Linked DNA regions of Homo sapiens: region 1 is linked to region 2. A link is an interaction called in ENCODE POLR2A ChIA-PET data of the cell type or tissue named here. Cell type or tissue: Panc1. All regions are shown on one strand. Links, peaks and the distances in the headings refer to the core of each region. The heading gives the core; the rest is flanking DNA.

The links. ChIA-PET counts read pairs that join two places held together with the same protein. Peaks named below come from ENCODE experiments on the same cell type or tissue, not always from the same donor. Only the 100,000 strongest peaks of a DNase experiment are listed, where the experiment ranks them.
Region 1: POLR2A ChIA-PET joins it to region 2 with 16 read pairs; 9 of 35 experiments call an interaction of 5 or more read pairs at or near these places.

The regions. Positions count from the first base shown.
Region 1 is chr17:50,762,656-50,773,371 of GRCh38, forward strand. ANKRD40CL (ANKRD40 C-terminal like) reads right to left here and starts at 4,863. Exons shown (of 4, transcript NM_001358683.3): 1 at 4,808-4,863; 2 at 4,219-4,356; 3 at 742-902. The coding sequence starts at 4,258. MIR8059 (microRNA 8059) reads left to right here and starts at 5,995; the gene lies at 5,995-6,075. RefSeq lists a silencer at 2,983-3,032 and an enhancer at 3,333-3,422. In Panc1, for the core only: no CTCF peak of the experiment used is centred there; no DNase peak of the experiment used is centred there.
Region 2 is chr17:50,828,117-50,838,811 of GRCh38, forward strand. It overlaps WFIKKN2 (WAP, follistatin/kazal, immunoglobulin, kunitz and netrin domain containing 2), which reads left to right and starts at 7,470. Exons shown (of 2, transcript NM_175575.6): 1 at 7,470-8,031. The coding sequence starts at 7,822. RefSeq lists enhancers at 379-608, 2,239-3,110, 3,111-3,981, 4,141-4,661, 4,662-5,182 and a silencer at 729-838. In Panc1, for the core only: no CTCF peak of the experiment used is centred there; no DNase peak of the experiment used is centred there.

The DNA of each region.
Region 1 (10,716 bases), core at 2,717-10,716, 65 kb before region 2:
AAATTAAAAATTAAGATCTGTATTTTAAATCTGGGAAATATATAAAAATGCAAAACAATTTTTGTTTGCTAATATTTCAAATACTTAGCAAACCCACCCTTTGCTAAGCAAACAAGGATGGGTTTGTGTTTTTTTTTTTCCTGAGGACTATGCCATTTTATGTTAACCAGTCAATTTTGCAGAGATTGGTGGGGCCAAAAGCACTGAACTAAAGCCTTAAATTGGGGAGTCACTTGTCATTCAGAGGTTTGTTTTTTTTTGAGACAGGGTCTAGCTCTGTCGCCAGGCTGGAGTGCAGTGGTGCTATCTCAGCTCACTGCAACCTCCTCCTCCTGGGTTCAAGCAATTCTCCTGCCTCAGCCTCCTGAGTAGCTGGGATTACAGGCACGCGCTGCCATGCCCAGCTAATTTTTGTATTTTTAGTAGAGACGGGTTTTCACCGTGTTGGCCAGGATAGTCTCGATCTCTTGACCTTGTGATCTGCCCACCTCGGCCTCCCAAAGTGCTGGGATTGTACTGGTGTGAGCCACCGTGATCGGACCATTTAGAGGTTTTTAAAAGGTTTATGGATTAGATGTGCAAATCTTAAAAGCGCCAGATTGAAAATGACCTAGCTACCATGTTTGGCCGTTTTGCAGCCAGGATTTCTGGTGTCATGAAATGCAGAAGTGTAAACGATTGGCTCCAGAGAACATGATGTCACCCACTGTGATTCTGCATTTAGAAACTCTTAACCCTTACCTTTCTGAGCAGTGTGTTTGGTAGCTTTCTGATCTTCTCCACTCGTTCTGGTTTAATCCCCAGTTCACAGCAACTCACGTTTAGTAGGTTTTGGTAACTCAGTTCTTGTCTCTTCAGTTCAATTTCAATGAAGTCATTTTCTTTGGGGTTCTGAATTCTGACTTTAAACACAAGCTCTAAATCACCCATAAATTCAAATACAGTTTGTAAAGGAAACAAAATACCTGTCAGAGATTTTCATATCTATTATTACAGCATAAATAATCCTAAAAACTGAATGTTAAGTAGACATGGAGCTTTCATGGGCACATACACACTTTGCATTAGCTGAGGGTTCTTTTCTTGGAGTGTTGGGCAAGCTCTGGGATGTATGCCCCCATTATATCCACTGAAGACAGAAAGCTTGCAGCTTTAAGCCAGCCAAGGATTTAAAATATGCAATGGATATTTAAACACATCACCCTTGGGCAATACATAGCAGGTGCTCATACCTTGTTGCTTATCTGGAAAGCTTCAGGGAAATGTATAGCCCTGGGGGCCCTGGTGTCCTTAAAGAAGCTATTGTGCAGAGGAGCAAATCGCTCTTGAGATTCCTACCCACCACCCCCACTCCTCCAGAAATAGGATAATTCTACCATCTTTCAGGACAGTGGCATTGTATTCCAACTTAACTGTCCTGAGAAGATACAGTATGAACTAAAAGTCCAAATGGAAAGCAGATGGTCAGTTTGGCTTTGCAACCTGGTCACATAGGGGCTGAGTCTTCACCTAGACAGGTGTCACTGGGTTTCTTGTTATCACTTGGGTCCGTTGTTGGCAAGTGTGGATTTGTGCCTTCTTGTTTATATTCACCTGGGAATCAGGAAAGAGTTGAGAAGGAGCAGTACCTGACCAGTTGGCTGTCTGCCAGACAAAGGACAAGGATGCCCCACTTCCACTTCCTGCCCTGCAGCTTATCCTCCCCTTCTCAAGGGAAAAGGCAAGTCAGGAAAAGGGCAGTAATGACTTTCAGTCTTGAAGAGTAATTTTCTTTAATCACCACCCAAATCATGAAAAGGAGCTGAGACAGTATTTTTAAATGGTGCGTAATCTGGGGAAGAAATATTTATAATCTCTGTGCTTAGCTCAAGTTTTTACTTAAATATTTTTGGCACAGAGTGCTTTATGTCTTCAGTTCTCTAGCAGAGATACAGTTAGGAGGGTGTCTTTATAAGGAGAAATTTTCTCACCCAGAGGGAAGGGAAAGGAGTGAATATTTAGAGTGCTTTGCATATGCCAGGCCTTTTGTGTATTTCTTTCTTTCTTACAATATCCACTGAACATGTTGAAAGCCTGCTTTGCACCAGGCACTGGGCTAAGCCCTGGGGAAATCATGTTCAAAAATCCCAAAGATGTCTCTGTGCTCCTGGAGTTTGCAGGCCAGCAGAAGAGACAGATATTAATAAATGGGAAATCACAGTTGTCGGGGCATGATGAATGTGAAATACACAGTACTTTGAAAGCATGTTAGGGGTCAAGGGAGGCCTCCATGAAGGTTGATTATTTGAGCTGACATCTGAAGGATGAATAGGCTTCACTAGATCCAGAGGGCAGAGGAGGTGAAGAGCTTTTCACAGGGCCCTGTGGAGAGTTCAGCATGGCTGCAGGGCAGAGAGCATGGGGGGACTGAGTGTCAGACAGGCTGGCAGGGGCCAGTTAGTCCAATTATGTAGCTTCTTGTCACATGAGATAAGATACACGATAAGGTAAAATATACCCTGGATTTTGGAGGCAATAAAAAATTTTCATACTTATATGTTGACATAATGATTTGCATATAGCGGGCAAAGTATATTATTAAAATTAGTTTCACCTGTTTTTACTTTTTAAAACATGGCTACTAGCAATTTTAAATTACATATGTGGCTTGCATTACATTTCTATTGGGCAGCATTAGTCTAGATGAAAGGTTTTGGTCTTTGTCCTAAAACACCACCAAGCCATTCTGGTTTTTAGCAGAGAGCTGTCATAATCAGACTTGCATTCTGGAAAAGAGAAAAGCCTCACTGTCCCCAAAAGAATCCTGTGGGGTATGCACATTATTATTTTCATTTTCAGACAGGAAAATTGAGGCTGAAAGGGGAAGTAGTTTGTTCAGGTTGGTAAATGGCCAGATATGGATGTGACCAGGGCCAACTACATAATTTGCAAAGCCGAGTGCAAAAGGAAAATGAAGAGGAAGCCAATTTCCCCTTCTCACAGCCGCTGCTCTAACCCAGGGCAAATGGGTGACGCCCAGGGTATTGCGACCTCCCCACTTGAACGCACCAACTAGCTGGATGGGGGTGGGTGAGAGTGTCCAGGGCTGCCTGCCACTCCTCAACTTCTGATCCTTGTTTTGCCTGGGCAAAGGTGACAGCGGAATGAGGGACTCTGGCAGAGGGTTACAGCAGTGGTGGGGCTGGTCTGGGTGTGGAGACCATATGTATGAGCTGAGGCTCCAACTCCCAACCCTGGCACATGCTCCATTGTCCCATCGGACACCACTTACAAAACAAGTTCAGGGCTAAAATTATGACACATTTCAAGTCAACAATCACAGAATGTTGAACCCCAAGCCCAGGGCCTTTCTGAATGCAAGGCCCTGGGCAGCTGCACTGATCACAGACTTATGAAGTCAGCCCTGTTTGTGCCACCCTGCCAGATGCCTCCAAGGAGATGAGACGCTCCTGCCCAACTCAGCCCCTTCCCAGGACAGGAATAATGTCCCCTCCCCTAGTGAGCGGGGATCTGCAGTCTTCTCTTTGCCTTTCAATTCTGGGCCCTGGAGGTGGCTCAGGGCTGTGGCTCCTTCTCAGGCAGCCCCTGTAGCAGCTGGGCCCCAGCCCACCTGCCAGTACCTGACCTGATATCGATACCTGATAGAGATACCAGAACCTGACCTGAAACGAGGCCTTCCTGCCTCACTGCTAACTCACCCAACACACAGCCCGAGAACTTTCCCTGCCCTGTCCACTACGTTTGAAAGCATTTTATTCTGTGGTCAATGTGTCAGCTCTGTGAACGGCCAGAGTCTCATAGAGGTCACAAAGCATGCCCTTTGCACTCAGGCAGATTTGGGTCTGAATTCCTCTGCCACTTAGTAGCTTTGACACCTTGGGCAAGTTACATAACCTCTCTGATCTGAAAATGAGGTTAACAATCCTACCTCACCAGATTGTAAGAAGTCAATGAGAAAGTACACAGAAGGTACAACTTCCTAGCAGTTGTGAGCACCAGTAATTGCTGGCTGCTATTATTATTTATTATAGCTATAGACACTTGCTTCCTTCTGAAAGGACCTTTGGTCTAGTTGCTCTGCTCTTCACTACCCCACTGGCAGAGTGGCGGAGGCCACAGGGCACTGCTGGCCACAGCATCACCTGTGTCCCAGCCTTCCCCAGCCCCCTGTCCCATCCTCCTTGAGGACCATGTTGGGAACAGGACTCCCAGACTCACCTGCTGGCTTCTCCCCGATGTCCTGTTCCGGTTCAGCCATGAGTCACCTCTAGTCCGTCAGATGTGCAGCCCCTCTCGCATTTATGCACAAGCTCCCAACCAAATAAAAAGCACTTTCTACAGCCTCAGCACATCTGTCTGCAAGGTAACAACAGTGTGTTCTTGCCAGCCCAGTGAGATAGAGCAGGGTCATTTTTATTTTATAGATAGGGAAAAGGAGGCTGCAGCGTGTGGCATGATTTGCACAGGGTGAGGCCAGTGAAGGAAGGTACTGAAGTAAGGCTCCAGACTCTCTTCTCAGGCTGTCCCCACTGGAAGACGGTGCAGGCCGGTAGTACTCACCCGAGGGAATGGTGCCCTTCGGAGGGGAGGCCAGAGAGGCACAGCAGGCACCCAGCCAGACCCGAGAAGGGGGCCAGGCCCTCTTTCTTGGAAAAGGTTGGTAGCTTCTACACCAGGGGTAAGAAAAACCAAACACTTTGTTTCTCGGTTTGAATGGACTCCTCCTCCCCATTTCACTGTCTTTACTCCCAGCCCCTTCCTCAGCAGCTGTGCATGACAAGAAAGAAGCAGAAAGACCCCTCCATACCTGGGAAAATGACCTTGGTGATGATCCTGGATCCCCTGATTCTAGACATCAAAATGGAGGAGGCAGAGGCTGGAGCAGGAGGTTCAGTGAAGAATGGGTGGGGAGGGTCAAAGTCCCCAGTGAGGCTGCTGCCTCAAAGGCAGGCTGAAGACAGGAGGAGGTGCACAGATAGGAACCCAGATGTTCGGGTAACGCTCACATTTCATTTAACCCTCCAATGACAAAAGACGGGCAAACAGACGGGGCATCAGGGTGGGCCTCAGCATCAAAAAACTGGAGGGAGCTGGCTGGGTGCGGTGGCTCACGCCTGTAATCCTAGCACTTTGGGAGGCTGAGGCGGGTGGATTGCCGGAGCTCAGGAGTTCGAGACCAGCCTGGGCAACTCGATGAAACCCCCATCTCTACTAAAATACAAAAAATTAGCTGGGTGTGGTGTCGTGCGCCTATAATCCCAGCTACTCAGGAGGCTGAGACAGGAGAATCGCTTGAACCTGGCAGGCAGATGTTGCAGTGAGCCGAGATCACACCATTGCACTCCAGTCTTGGTGACAGAGCAAGACTCCATCTCAAAAAATAAATAAATAAATAAATAAATAAACACTAAAAAAAAACCATAAACCAAACAACAACAACAAAAAACCAAAAAAAAAAAAAAAAAGCTGGAGGGAGCTATGGAGATCGCAGCCCCCCGGCTCTCAAACATGGTGTGCATTGAAGTCACCTGGGAAGCTTTAAAAACCGTGGATGCCCAGGTCCCACCCTATAAAGTCTGATTTAGTTGGTCTGGATGCAATCAGAGCCCCAGAACTTTTGAAAGGTTCCCAGCTGATTTCAATGTGCAGCCAAGACTGTGAACCACTGATTTGGCCAAACTGCTTAAAGGAGCAAACAGGGAAAACGAGGCCTTAGTAAGTGAAATGTTTACCACTAGTCACGTGGCCAGCCAGGCACAGGCCTGGCACTGGACCTGGGTCACCTGGCTGCCAGGCCGATGCTGTCTTCCCAGCATGCTGGTGTGTCTTTCTGCAAGAACAGGGGAAGGGCAGGGTGGGGCAATGGAGAGGCGGAAGTAGCAGGGATCCCCTGGCCTGGACTCCTGAGAAAATGCACTTTGGCCAGCCTGGCTGCCAGGGTGTGGTCCGCCATAAAAAAGGCATCCTGAACCTCCTCCCCTGAGTGGGTGTGGCTACAGGTGCAGGGGAACTGTAGATGAAAAGGCTTGGCACTTGAGGGAAAGCCTCAGTTCATTCTCATTTTGCTCACCTGTTCGGTCCATTCATTCACTCACTCCCCGTTCACTGATTCACTCATTCACTCACACGTTCACTCAACAACACTCATTTTTTTCTTATTTAGGGGAACACACGTTCTTCTTTTAATTCATTTTATTTTTTGAGAAGGAGTTTCGCTCTTGCCCAGGCTGGAGTGCAATGGTGGGATCTCAGCTCACTGCAACCTCCATCTCCCAGGTTCAAGCGATTCTCCTGCCTCAGCCTCCCTATAAATAGCTGGGATTACAGCTGTGTGCCACCATGCCCAGCTAATTTTTTTTTTTTTTTTTTTTTTTTAGTAGAGACGGGGTTTTGCTATGTTGGCCAGGCTGGTCTTGAACTCCTGACCACAGGTGATCCACCTGCCTCGGCCTCCCAAAGTGCTGGGATTACAGGCGTGAGCCACCGCGTCCGGCCTTTTAGTTAATTTTAATGTTTAAAATTAAAGTATTACATGTTCTAGTTAAAAAAAATCTACTGGTACTAAAAATCAGAGCCGATTAGGAAGGAAGAAGGCAAAGTGTGTTGGGGGGACAATCAACTGCCACACAGGCCTTGGCATATGACTTGTTCCATTCATTATGCTGGGCACTTAGTGGGCCCTTTTATCCATGTATTAGTTTTGCTTGTGTGTGAGCCTGTGAGAGGTAGCTTTTAATTCTGATATAGTTTCAAACTTACAGAAAGTTGTGCCTGGAGTAGTGGCTTATGCTAAGGTGGGAGGATGGCTTGAGCCCAGGAGTGCGAGACCAGCCTGGCCAACATGGTGAAACTCCATCTCTACAAAGAATAAAAAAAAGAAAGAGCTTTACTTCTCATCCATTCATTCATTTATTATCATTGTGAACTCATGGATTCTTATTTTATTCAGTGGGTCACAATCCATCACTATCATGATCTATTTTGATGCTTTAATCATCCCAACTTTGTCCAGCATTTTATCCTGGCAGCTGTTTCCCATATCCTTTGACATATCCCCATTATTTTGTGAGCACTTTCTTTTTTTTTATTTTATTTTTTAGACGGAGTCTTGCTCTGTTGCCGAGGCTGGAGTGCAGTGGTGTGATCTCAGCTCACTGCAACCTCCGCCTCCCAGGTTCAAGCAATTCTCCTGGCTCAGCCTCCCGAGTAGCTGGGAATACAGGCACACGCCACCAGGACTGGGTAATATTTTTTGGTATTTTTAGTAGAGAGGGAGTTTCACCACATTCGTCAGGCTGGTCTCAAAATCCTGACCTCAAGTGATCCGCCCTCCTTGGCCTCCTAAAGTGTTGGGATTACAGGCGTGAGCCACCGCACCCGGACTGTGAGCACTTTCTTATTTCATGGCACATCAAGATGTTCTGGGTTCCATTGTACTTTCCCTGCCCCAGCCCTGCGATCAGGCATTTCTCCAAGGAGCCAGGTTATTTTCCATGAGGCACAGGTGTGATCATTCCCATGGAGATGTCATTGCTTCTAGGCTCTTCCCGTGTGCAGAGCTAGGAGCACACATGCATATACGCACATAAACACATAAACACATGCATCTATTTCTGTATATAGATATATGTTTTAAAATCAATCTAATTTATTTAGTTTCCTCTTTTGTGTGTGTATATATTTAAGAGAACAACTTCATATTTCTAGTCCCATTCCAACACCAAAGGGTTCTCCCTTGCTGGCTTGCTTGCCTTCCTTTCTTCCTCCGCCTTTCTCTCTTTCTTTCTATTTTAAACAACAGAAATTTATTCTCTCACAGTTGTAGAGGCCAGAAACCCAAGATCAAGATGTTGGCAGCATTGATTCCTTCTGGAGGCTCTGAGGAAGAATCTGTTTCATGCCGCTCTCCTGTTCTGGTGGTTGCCAAAATCCTTGGTGTTTCTGGCCTAGCTGTCTTCAGTTCCATATTGTAACTCTCTTCTCCAAAGGGTAAAATCTGGCTCCTAACATCTTTGATACATTTACTCCTTTGCTCAGTCCAATTCACAGAAAGTTTCAGAATTGTTCATTTGAAATATATTTAGGTTCATTGTTTCTGTTTGTATAAGAGGATTCTTCCCAGTCCTTGTTGCTTTTATTTATTTATTTATTTATTTATTTAAGACAGAGTCTTACTCTGTTGCTCAGGCTGGAGTGCAGTGACGTGATCTCAGCTCACTACAACCTCCACGTCTCGGGCTCAAGCAACTCTCATGCTTCAGCCTCCTGAGTAGGCTGCACCACCATGCCTGGCTAATTTTTGTATTTTTTGTAGAGACAGGGTTTCGCCATGTTGGTCAGGCTGGTCTCAAACTCCTGGCCTCAAGCAATCTGCCTGCCTCGGTCTCCCAAAGTGCTGGGATTGCAGACATGAGCCACTGTGCCTGTCAATTTATTATTTCTTGAATATATTAATCATTAAATGGTTCTGTAGGTAGAGTCAAAACATTGATATTTTAAAAAGTGTCGTTTTACTTTTTTATCCCTTCCATTTCATTCCCATCTATCTATCCCCTGTAGGAAACTAATCTCATTCGTTTCTGACTTACCCTTCTTATGTTTCTTTTTGCAAAATTAAATAGATACGTTTTTGGCCGGGGCACGGTGGCTCACGCCTGTAATCCCAGCACTTTGGGAGGCCAAGGTGTGTAGATCATGAGGTCAGGAGTTCGAGACCAGCCTGGCCAAGATATTGAAACCCCATATGTACTAAAAATACAAAATTAGCCAGGCGAGGGGATGGGCACCTGTAATCCCAGCTACTTGGGAGGCTGAGGCAGGAGAATCACTTGAACCCAGGAAGCGGAGGTTGTGGTGAGCTGAGATCACGCCACTGCACTCTAGCCTGGGTGACAGAGCGAGACTCCATATCAAAAAAACCAAAAACCAAAAACTTTTTTTTTTTTGAGACGCAGTCTCGCGCTGTCGCCCAGGCTGGAGTGCAGTGGCACGATCTTGGCTCACTGCAAGCTCCGCCTCCCGGGTTCACACCATTCTCCTGCCTCAGCCTCCCGAGTAGCTGGGACTACAGGCACGTGCCACTATGCCCAGTTAATTTTTGTATTTTTAGTAGAGATGGGGTTTCACCATGTTGGCAGGCTGGTCTCGATCTCCTACCTTGTGATCCACCCACCTTGGCCTCCCAAAGTGCTGGGATTACAGGGGTGAGCCACCGTGCCCGGCCATAGCAGCCTGATTTTAACCCACCACCTAATACTGCTCCTCCCTGCACTGTTTTGTGATTTTGACAAAACAACCCATTAGCATCTCCTTCTGACAGGAGACCACCAACTGTGGAGTGGTTCTGGCCATTCTGCAGAGGATGTGCAGTGAAGGTCTTCCTGTCTTCTGCGTCACCTTTTGATATCAGAGGGCTAAAAACTCCATGCTCCAATCGTGCTAATGCCACCATTTTTTGAACATGGGTCCCGTGGAGAAGCAGGAAGCACAATTACACACGGGCCTATTTCTCCATTCATAAATATTCATGACTCCTCCAATAGCTTATTGAATATGTATATCTGGCCACCTCGTTCAGCGTAAATCCCTGTGTTATTCTTCCCATCCTTGAGGTGTTGGCTTCTGGCTATGCTTCTCAGCCTGTCCCACTTGCCACCCTGTAGGCTGCAACCCCGTGTGAGAAAGAAGGCTCTCCTTTCCAAATGTATGAACGCTGTCATTCTTCAGTCGACACAGTTGAGAAGGCAGCCTCACAGAGCCCGGCACACCTGTGCTGTGGAGAAGACAGCTGAGGGCTCTCAGCACCCCCAGAAGGCCTCGAGGCTCTGTGAAACCACTGGGCCTGAGGTTGCAGTGAAGGGTGAGACTGAAATCAACACACTTTTCCTGTTTCTGTGATAAACAATACAGGGACCAGAGAAAAATAGCTTGGCTGCTTGCTCCTAGGAGATAAGACTGCAAAGCAACTATTAGGTTGGTGCAAAAATAATTGTGGTTTTTGCCATTTAAAAGTAATGGCAGGCCAGGCGCGGTGGCTCACGCCCTGTAATCCTAGCACTTTGGGAGGCCAAGGTGGGCGGATCACTTGAGGTCAGGAGTTCAAAACCAGCCTGGCCAACATGGTGAAACCCTGTCTCTACTAAAAATACAAAAATTAGCGGGGCGTGGTGGTGTGCGCCTGTAGTCCCAGCTGCTTGGGAGGCTGACGCATGAGAATCGCTTGAACTCAGGAGGTGGAGGTTGCAGTGAGCTGAGATCATGCCACTGCACTCCAGCCTGGGCGACAGAGCGAGACTCTGTCTCTAAATAAATAAAAGTAATGGCAAAACCCACAATTACTTTTGCACCAACCTAATAAATAGTACTTGGCTCCTAGCTGACCCTTGTGTTTATTGAATCAATGAAGAAAATCTAGTTAGGCATGGTGGCTCATGCCTGAAATCCTGACAATTTGGGAGGCCTAGGAGGTAGGATCACTTGAGCCTATGAATTTAAGTCTAGCTTGGGCAATATAGTGAGACCCTGTCTCTACAAAAAAATTATTTTTTTTGAGACAGAGTCTTGCTCTATCTCACAGGCTGGAGTGCAGGGCGCAATCTCAGCTCACTGCAACCTCCGCCTCCCAGGTTCACGCCATTCTCCTGCCTCAGCCTCCCGAGTAGCTGGGACTACAGGCACCTGCCACCACGCCTGGCTAATTTTTTGTATGTTTAGTAG
Region 2 (10,695 bases), core at 2,696-10,695:
TGCAGTGGCTCACACCTGTAATCTCAGCACTTTGGGAGGCTGAGGCAGGCGATCTCTTGAGCCCAGGCATTTGAGACCAGCCTGGGCAACATGGCAAAACCTGATCTCTACCAAAAATACAAAAGATTAGCTGCTCATGGTGGTGTGCACCTGTGGTCCCAGCTACTCGGGAGGCGGAGGTGGGAGAATCGCTTGAGTCCAGGAGGTGGAGGTTGCAGTGAATAGAGATCGCGCCAGCCTGGGTGACAGAGCGAGACCCCATCTCAAAAAAGAAAAAAAGTATTCCTCACTATGTGTTGCAGTCAAAACATTTGAAAGCCCCTGTCACAGAGGGGTTTTCTTCCCTAAGGATTACAGATTAGAGGTGGGCTCCGTTCAGCTCAGCGGGGGGCTCAGTACCTGCCTCCCAAAAGTTTGTCCCATGCCACCAGCACCTCTGGCCCTGTGGGGTGAATCAAAGCTCTCAGCAGCTGAGCTCAGTTCTCAACTGTTCTGACCACCCACATTCTACGGAGTGTCTTTACTTTGAGATCATCTTGACTCTCGGTTTCTGTTAAAGAGTAAAACAACAACAACCATAGCTTTTTTTTTTTAGATTTTTAAAGCACTGAGTCTGTCAACTCAGTGCTTAAAAAAGCACAGTTCTCAGAAAAGAGAACACACTCTGGAGAGGCAATTCATTGAGTATTTTTAGCAGGAACCTAAAAGGGGCAGCTCAGGGTAGTTGTGGCATTTAATTATGACCAGGAGAGGCCATTGGAGAATTTTAGGCAGGTGTGTTCATTTCCTGGGGCTGCTAAACAAATGACCAGGAACTTGGTGGCTTAAAACAGCACACATTTATTATCTGACAGTTCTGGAGGCTGGAGGTATGAAACCACAGTGTTGGCAGGGCCACGCTCCCTCCAGAGGCTTTAGGGGAGAGTCCTTTTCCTCTTCCAGTTTCTGGGGGCTCAGGTGTTCCTGGGCTTGTGGGTGCATCGCTCTAATCTCTGCTTCTATCTGCACAAGACTTTCCCGTCTTCTGTGTCTCGATTCTGTCTCTGCCTTTTATAAGGATACCCGTCATTGGATTTAGGGCCCTCCTCGGTAATCCAGCATGATCTCATCTCAAGATCCTTAATTTCATCTGCAAAGACCCTTTTCCCAAATCTCATCTGCAAAGACCCTTTTCCCAAGGTCACGGTCACTGTCTCTGTGGGTTAGAACATGGATATATTTGGCAGGGGTGGGGGGCTGGGGGGAGCACCACTCAACCCACTACATTGAACATTTAAACTTTACCCGTATTTTACAACCCAGTTGCGGCTTTTGTTTTGTTTTGCTTTGTCATTTAAAGTCAGGAAGGCCTCCTGAAAGAAGTTGTTTCTGAAATCGGTCAGGAAGCAGTGGGCTGGGAGAAGACAGAGCAGGCCAGGGGTGAGAGAGTGTTTAGGACAGAGGACAATGTCTGTGTGAGGTGGAAGGGGGAGTACTGTGAGGAGCTCTTAAAGGTCTGAAAGCGCGATATGGCAGCCTCCAGAGTTTGAGAGTGAAAGGGACAGATGGTAAGACCAGGGAAGTAAATGGAGGCAGAAGGTCACGGCAGTCCAGAACAATGCTTTGGCCTGCTCTTGAAGGCGTGGGGAAGCTGTCTTTAAGCCACAAGTCTTGGAATCATGATCAGTCAGAAAGAAACCTGTTTCTCATCCCTACTCCAGCTCACCCCCACACAGCCATTGGACATTTTGTTTTTATTTTTCATTTTTATTTTTGAGTCAGGGTCTCGCTCTGTCACCTAGGCTGGAGCATGATGGCGTGACCTCGGCTCACCATGACCTTCTCCTCCCGGGTTCAAGTGATTCTCATGCCTCAGCCTCCCAAGTAGCTGGGATTACAGGCACGCGCCACCACGCCCAGCTAATTTTTGTAATTTTAGTAGGGACGGGGTTTTACCATGTTGGCCAGGCTGGTCTCGAACTCCTGACCTCTGGTGACCTGCCCGCCTTGGCCTCCCAAAGTGCTGGGATTATAGGTGTGAGCCACTGCACCCAGCCTTCATTGGATATTTTGTATTGTTGGAATGAGTGTGAGGGGTGCAATTAGCTTTAGAGATGTTGTCCTTCTTTGCTCAGCAGCAGGCAGGGAAGCAGAGAGGCCCAAGAGTCTCACACCTTCTCATTTCCCTGTCATTCAAAGGGAGAAAGAAGGAAGGCAGGAGCTCCAGAGTGTGAAGAGTAGAGTAGCTGTGGAAACTTTTAGGGTGGGGGAGACCCGAGGGGGATAGAGGCCATGCCTCTGTTTGTGGTATTCCTACAGGCCTGGGAAGAGTGGAAACCCGCCCTCGCTGTGTCCCAGCAGAGCAGGGTGGTGGAGCTGGCCCCAGCCCCGCAGCCCCACAGCCTTGTGGCTTCTGCACTCTGGTGTTTGTCTTGGCTGAGAGCTCCACAGGGCTTTTTGAAGCTGATTCCATCAAGGCAAAGCTGGAGGAGTCAGGACATGGGATCACAGAAGAGGCAGCTGGAAGGGGCCTCAGATGGGGAAATAGAGGGGGTCCCACAGTGAGATGATGGCAAAGCAGGAAGAGAGCCCAGGGCTCCTGACTCCTTGCACAGTGCTCAAACCAAGACCATGTAGCTTCCCGAGTGGGTGAGGAGCCCGAGACAGGCTCCAAATCTTCTAGGAAGACATTTGAATGCCAAAGGAGCCCAGAATTGTGCTGTCCCAGAGGTGCCTCCTCTTCTGGGTTCCTGACACAGAGACTCCAGGACTCCAGATTCCAGGGGCTCACTGCACCTGTAGACCCCCCCGGGCCAGGCAAGGGTCTCCAAGGAGGCCTAGCTGGCCCGGGACACTGGGCCATGCCCCACCCCTGACAACCCCATAATTCTCAGATGTGGATTCAGGACTGCCCTTGCTTTACCTCTCTGCTCAGTGAGGACCCTCCCGTGTCCTGTTCCACACAGATGCAGATGGATCACGTGTCTCACAGCTGAAGGCCTCCCCCATCCGTCTCCACCATCTGCTGAGGCCCCATAATTATTCCAAGGCCCGGTGCAGCCTCACTCAGAGGGGAGAGTTCACGCGGTCCTGTAATGCAACCCAGGCCCGAGGCCGCGCGGGCAGGGGGTCCCAGCTGGGTAATGAGCCGCTGGCTTTATTGAATTCTCCGGCTTGAGTCTGACTAATCACTGCCTTTAGCCAAGGCAACCTGGGCTGCCATCTGAGCACCCTGGCTAGGACTTCCTTTCCTTCTCAGCACCCCAATTCCTGCCCCTCCTCCCCAAACATGTTTAAATGACCAAGATCAGAGCGGGAGGGGCTCCTGGGGGGCTGGTTTCCCCCCATCCATTTGGGAGAAAATGTGGCTGGCTCAGATCTGGGGCCCAAGCAGGGTAGACCAGAATGGGCCGCTGGGGTGTACTTTGCTGGGGCCACCCTGTGCCGCGCCTGCAAGACCTGCAGCTCCCACCCCCACCCCATCTCCTAAACCTGCTGACGTCCCTATCACCTCCCCTTTCCGGAGGCCTGGGCCCCGCGGAGGGAGGGCCTTGGCCGAGGAGACTGTGGTGTGGGCCAGGCCTTTCCAAGGAGAGGTGTAGGAAATGCCTTCCCTCCTTTGAGATTCTGCCCAGGCTTGGGCCCCACCCAATGTCATGGTCGTGCGAGAGCCAGCCCCAGGTCTCTCCCTCCTCTCTGTTCCCCAGCCCTGAGAGGACTCCCCACCAGCATTCACCATTCTTATCTCTGCATGCTGGCTTTCTAGACTAGACGGTACCCTCCCTGTGGACAAAGATTGTTGTTATTTTCTTTTTTTTTTTTTTTTGAGATGGAGTCTCGCTTTGCCACTCAGGCTGGAGTACAGTGGCGTGATCTTGGCTCACTGCAGCCTCCGCTTCCTGGGTTCAAGCAATTCTTCTGTCTCAGTCTCCCAAGTAGCAGGGACTACGGGCTCACGCCACCATGTGCAGCTATTTTTTTTTATTTTTATTTTTAGTAGAGATGGGGTTTCACCATGCTGGCCAAGCTGATCTCAAACTCCTGACCTCAGGTGATCTGCTCACCTTGGCCTCCCAAAGAGTTAGGATTACAGGCATGAGCCACCATGCCTGGCCAGTTATTGGTTCCGATGTGCCCAGAACTTGGCACACCGTAGGTGCTCTAAAAAACCTTTGTGGAGAGAAATAGAGGGAGCAGGTGCAGTGTGAGGTAGGAGTGTGGGTGTGGGGTGTGCATAAGCCACGTGGCACCCAAGATACTCTTGTGGCACCTCTGTACCTCCCCATCGCGGCTGCTGGGGGCTGGCTGACTTGGGAAATGGTATCAGCTGTGCTGTCCCGTCAAGACCCTAGCGGCTCAGGAGTTGTTAATGTCAGGGTGAACCTGAGGTCAAGGGTCACTGAGAGTGACCTGGTGACCTCCTCCCACGGCTCCTAGAGCAGATTTGAACCCACCCTGGCAGTGTGAAGAATCCATGGTTCTCCACCCTGTGACAATGGTGGGGGATGGAGGGGCCCTTCCAAGATGGGGCCAAGCCCAGCCCTCTCTGACCTCTCATTCTGAGTAGCAGGAGAGCTGTGCCTGGTGTCCTTGGGGAAAGGGGAAAAGGCAGATCACGCCCGAGGCCAGGCCTCTGCTCAGGAGACCCAGCCCAGCCTCTGCTCCCAGTGGCCTGAGTGGAGGAGGCCCGGTGGACAGTGGGCATGTGCCACTGAGCCGCTCCCGCTGGGCCCACCTTCAGTACCGTGGGTTTGGTGAGGGTAGGGCCCACACCACCCACAGGGAAGAGTGTGAGGGACACAGAGTCAGACACACAGACACACCAAGAGGAGAGAGAGAAGGAGGCAGATCCAGAGCCAGTTCCAAGGGCCTCTGGGAGGGAGGAGAAGACTTCAAAGCGCTCCCAAACAGCTTATAAACAAGCCAGTGGGCGGGGCAGCCAGCATGGGCTGGGGGTCGCTTTCTGGAGGGGCTGGAAGCTTGCACGGGGTGTGTGGAGGCCATAGGCCCGGGGTGGGCAGGAGGAGGGCCCAGCCTAACCTCTCTGTGACTCGGTTTCCTCTCCCGCGCTAGGGAGCTCCCTCCTGGGGCTGCCGTGGGGTCAGCAGCAACGTGCAGGTGAAAACACTGTGTGGGCTCCAGGCCGATCAGATGTTATTTATTATTCTGAGCTGTGTTTTGGTGGGAGACTTGGAAGGGCTGGAGGGAGAGTCAGAGTGCTTTGGGCTCCTCTCTTTCCCGATGCTGCTTTGAGAGTTCTCAGAGTAGAACGTCCAGGAATGGGGCCCGGGAAGGAGAAGTCCGTGGCTTGAGACAGGACCAGGTTGGGTGTGGGGGCTTTCTCCATCAGCCCCAGGAGTGGGGGTAGGATGGCCAAGCTTCCCCTGCCCTGCCGTGTGCCCCTCTCCTGCCCTCCTCAGCACCCCCCAACCTCTGCTCGGTGCCTCCCCTCCTCCGACCCCCTCTCATCTCTCCCACACCCTCTAATGGTCTCTTGGGACTGCCCAGAAATCGGCCTCCTCTCCTTGGATACTTGTCCTGGCCTAATGGGGCTGTGACAGTTTTTCTAAGTCCTGCTTATAAATGTGTCACTGTCCATGTCCCTTTGTGCTATCAAAGGAGGCTGCGCAAACCGCGTTTGTCCAAGGGCTGTGTGAAGGCCCCCGCGCGGAGCAGCTGGAACACGGGCTGATGAAATTACGGGGAATTCAAAGCAGCCGGCGTCGCCCGCTGTCTGGCTTCATTACGGGGACTGGCCTCGAAGGGAAGTTTATTCCAATAATTTAGAGGATTAGGATCTGACACCCTTCATTAGCGATTTGACATAAGCAGAAAAGACAGATCCTGCAGAATGGCCGCACAACGGGAAGGGACCAGCTCAGGCGGGGAGAAGGCAGCACCCGCCCGGCTGGGAAGGGGAAGGGTCTGGGTGTGGAAGCGAGGGTCCCGTGGCCGTTTTACAGTCCTGTGAGATGGCGAGCTGTGTTCTTGAAGGGGAAAGTGGACGTGGGGAAGGAGCGGCCTGGGCTCAGGCCTCAGTTTCCTTAGCTGTAAAGCGAGATTACCTTCAGGATCCCTTCCGTATCTGATGCGTGTGGGGGCCACTCCACCTACTGTCCCCGGGACACAGCAGCTCCTCAAGGCCCTTGTGGTTTGGCCTTGGAAAGGTACCTCTCTTTCGGGGCTCTATGTGCCTCCGCCCCCTACCCCCAGGATCGAGTGACCAACTCGAAAACACTCAGACTGCAGGCTGCTCTGTGGCATTTTAGATAGAAGCCATTTGCTGCCAAATGGGGGAGGAATCGCCCCCAGCCCCTGGCAGCTTCTGGCTCTCTTCCCGGCCCCTCCACAAATATAGCCCCTGATGTTTCAAAAATTTCTTGTCCAGTCTGTGAAAACCAGAGTTTGGGCTGTGCCTTGACAGCAGTTCTGGCAGATGGATGGGGGAGGGGTGATTTTAAAAGGCCCCTGCCCACACCCAGCAAGCTGGTGTCCCTGTTTCCTGTACCGTGGTGGGGTAGCTGTGCGACATGGGCAGGTTGCTTAGCCTCTCTGTGCGTCCTTTCCTCCGATCTGAAATGGAGGTGCAGTTTGTTGTGAGGATTAAATGAGATGATGCGTTCAGAGAAGCCACACGTGTGAAGAGCCCAGTGCATCTGGCAGCTGGTACCACCAGGACTGCTCACTCTGTGCGACCTTGGACAAGTCGCTCGCCCTCTTCGACCACAGACCTTCTCCTTTGGGAAGTGGGGGAGGCCAGACAAGGCTGGCAGTCAGAAGGAGCTCACTGAAGAGCAGCCACTGTGGTCGTCAGCGAGGGCAGCTGGACTCCGGCACAATCCTGAGACACTGTGACCGCGGAGGTTTTCTCGGTGTGTCGATGGAAGAGGGAGGAATGTGATCCGTCCCAGCCGCCGGCGGGGCCAGAGCATATCTGGTATGTGTCTCTGGAATGATTTGGGGAAAATTAACTGAAGTTGGAACTTAAGACGCAAACTGCCCTGGACACAGAGATACAGAGCTGTCCGTGCGCACACCCCCCACAAAGGGCCGGGGCCGGGGTGGGAGTCGGCTTACAGGGCACAGCGCGGCGCAGGCCCGCCCTGGAATGGCCGTGAACTTGTTGTTTTTCCACGTCATTTGCTCTCAAATGTACTATCAAGCCGGGCGATGCTAACCCGGTGGCTGCAGGTCCCTCCTCGTAACAAGCGATTGTGTGTTCTTTAGAGGTGGCCAAAGGGGAGGAGGGGGCCCGGCCCCAAGGAGGTGGGGGAAAGGGAAACAAGCCCTCCTTCAGAGTGAGCTTGCGTGTCCTGGAGCCAGCTCCCCGCAAAGCACATGCCATTTCTGGCCCTTGAAGGGGTTAAAGGCCTCCTGGAGTCAAAAACAAGCAGGTGTCCCACCGTGCCAGATACGCTGCCTAAACTGCTTCCAGCTTCTTTTTTTTTTTTTCCCCCCTTCTGCAATAAGTCTGTGATCAGCCACGGGACAGAGGCGCCAGCAGCCTGCCTGTGACAGGCATCAGGTTAGCTGGCTCCCACTCGGGTGGCGCGCCCAGGATATAAATCCGGGCGCGGGCCCCTGCTGTGGCTCCTCTCCCTGCACACTCAGGAGAGGGAGCTTCCTTCTAAAGACCTTTCTTTTATCTGAAGCCGCACAGCCCGGCAGGCTGTGCTGACTTGGTGGAGGCAGCAGCGGCAGAGCAGCCTGAGCAGCAGCCTGAGCAGGAAACCTGCTGGGGTGGGGAGGGCAGGTGTCTGCAGCCCCTGAGAAGAAGGCCCTGGTGGGCCCCAGACCCTGGCATCGTTTCAGGGGAGGTCTCTAGCCGCCCCAGCCTGCACCATGTGGGCCCCAAGGTGTCGCCGGTTCTGGTCTCGCTGGGAGCAGGTGGCAGCGCTGCTGCTGCTGCTGCTACTGCTCGGGGTGCCCCCGCGAAGCCTGGCGCTGCCGCCCATCCGCTATTCCCACGCCGGCATCTGCCCCAACGACATGAATCCCAACCTCTGGGTGGACGCACAGAGCACCTGCAGGCGGGAGTGTGAGACGGACCAGGTGAGTGGGGTCCAGAGACCAGAGATGGACCACGTGAGCCTGTGAGTGACGGGGGTGGGAGCCGTCGGGGAGGGACTGTGTGGGAGTGTGAGGAGGACAACGTGAGTGGGGTCCAGAAGCCACAGTGTGAGGCGGACCAGGTGAGTGGTGTCCGGAAGCAGGAGTGTGAGATGGACCAGGTGAGTGGGATCCAGAAGCCACAGTGTGAGGCAGACCAGGTGAATGGGGTCCAGAAGCCGCAATGTGAGATGGACCAGGTGAGTGGTATCTAGAAGTGGGAGTGTGAGGTTGACCAGGTGAGTGGGGTCCAGAAGCCGGTGTGTGAGGCGGACCAGGTGAGTGGGGTCCAGAAGCCACAGTGTGAGATGGACCAGGTGAGTGGGATCCAGAAGCTGGAGTGTGAGGCGGACCAGGTGAGTGGGATCTAGAAGTGGGAGTATGAGGTGGACCAGGTGAGTGGGGTCCAGAAGCCACAGTGTGAGATGGACCAGGTGAGTGGGATCCAGAAGCTGGAGTGTGAGGCGGACCAGGTGAGTGGGATCTAGAAGTGGGAGTATGAGGTGGACCAGGTGAGTGGGGTCCAGAAGCCACAGTGTGAGATGGACCAGGTGAGTGGGATCCAGAAGCTGGAGTGTGAGGCGGACCAGGTGAGTGGGGTCCAGAAGCCAGAGATGGACCATATGAGCCTGTGAGTGATGGGGGTGGGAGCCACAGGGTGGGGACCATGCAGGAGTGCCCTGCAGGTCCTAGGAAGGTGAAGGAACACAGGCCCCGTTCACCTGGAGAGAAACAGGGCACCATCCTGTCTATTAACACCGAAGCCTGGAAGGAGAGGTGGGAGCGATGTCCCAGTTCATCAGGGACTGGAGCCCGAGGATTCCTCCTTCATGCGTGCTGAGGGCTACTGTGGCCAGCACCGTGCCGGGCACGTCGTGTATGTTGGCATGACATGTCAGCATGGTGGGCATCAGCAGCCCATTCACAGGTGAGAGAGTGGACACAGAGCCAGGCACGGAGGGCACAGTTGTCATGGCCAGTGAGGGAACGATGAGCTTGGAACTCATGTCTAACAAGAAAGCTTTGATTGCATTGGACTCCAGGCCACCTCCTCAGGAGTTTGGACCCTGAGCCTGAGAGAAGACCAGGCTGACGGCAGGCCAAGCAGGAGCAGCTCTGAATGGATCTCTGGTGTCCCTGGGAGGAAGGAGACCACGTTTCAGCCTCCCAGCGTCCTTGGTCCTGCCTTCTGCTCTGTATCAGAGGGCACTGCTGCAGGGCAGGGCCAGTTCTCTTCTAGCTCCCGAGTCATTCCCGAGGGCCATTCCTGCCCACCCCCTCTGGGGCAACAGGCTGTGGGACCTACACCTGCTCCAGGCAGAGCTATTTCCTGCCCAGTCTGGCCAGCTCTGAGGGCAGCACGGAGTCTCCCAAGGCTCCAGATCCAGGCTGGGGCATCCCCAGGGAACACGAGAGACACTGGTTCCCCCATAGATGCCTGGTTACCCACAGGAGAGCAGAGGGCTGACCTGGAGAGGGTGGCCTCAACCTCACAGTGCCCAGGGACAATTCTTAGGCCTCCCAGGACAGATGCTCCCCTTGGGCAATGGTGGTGCCAAGTGAAAGGAAGATAAGAAGTCAGGAGGAGTGGTGGCTGCTCCCATCTGGCCAAGGTCATGCCATTAGTTGGCTACATTTGCAGGCACAGGCTGGCCTGATTAACCAGGTAGGGCTTGGGGATGGTGAGACTCTGGTGGATTTTGTGTGTCTTGGAGAGAAGGCACCTGTGGAAGGCTGGGTATCCAGACAGCCCTTGGGGACATTCTGGCCCCCTTACACAGAAGTGTTCTAAGGACCCCCTGTAGGTTCCCTGTGGCCAGAAGTACCTTCCCTCTGGTGCCCAAGGACCCAGGCTTTCATGGACCTCCAGGTCCTGAATGTCTTAGGGAATGGGATGAGGCTCAGGCCAAGGAGAAGGTTCTCCTGCTCCTACTCCCTCTCCTGCTCTCCATTCCCTGCGGGGTCTCTCTCCCTTAGACCCAGCTCTGAGAGCTGCCCATCCCTGTCCCAAAGCCTCCCCTGGTGTGGCCTAGAAGACTATGCCAAACAAGGGCTGCAAAACAAAGTCCCCATTCTGAGCCGAAACGGGTAGAACAGTAAACAAGTCAAGCAGGCAGGCTCCATGCAGCCAGGGTGGGGGGATATTTTCCCCCTCTTAGCTGATGTGGAATGTCAAAGAGGCTGAAATAAAAGTTGGAATGACAAGAGGCCAGCCCTAGTGGGGAGTAATTCACAGAGTTACTACCTGGTGGAGGATTAGGAGCGTTGCCTGCCTGCCAAGTGGGTACGATGTGTTATTGTCGAAAACACCACGTGAAATCCTTGTTTGTGTCAGCTCCAGGAGCATGTTGCTAATTTCGAGGAATTAAACTAATGCTTTACGTGGCTCCACAGAATATCAGAGGGGATTACAGCCTGGCAAGTCCTCGCTGACGGCCTTGCTGACCTTTGCCACACAAGGGGACTTTTTTTCTTGTTGCTTTTCCCGTGAAAGGTCCCACACGGAGCTGATACCTGGGCCTGGCACAGCCTGTGGCTCTGAGACCTGGCGTGTGGGGCCCGTCACGCCTGCCCTGACTGTTGGCTGTGGATCGATCTGGGCCCTCT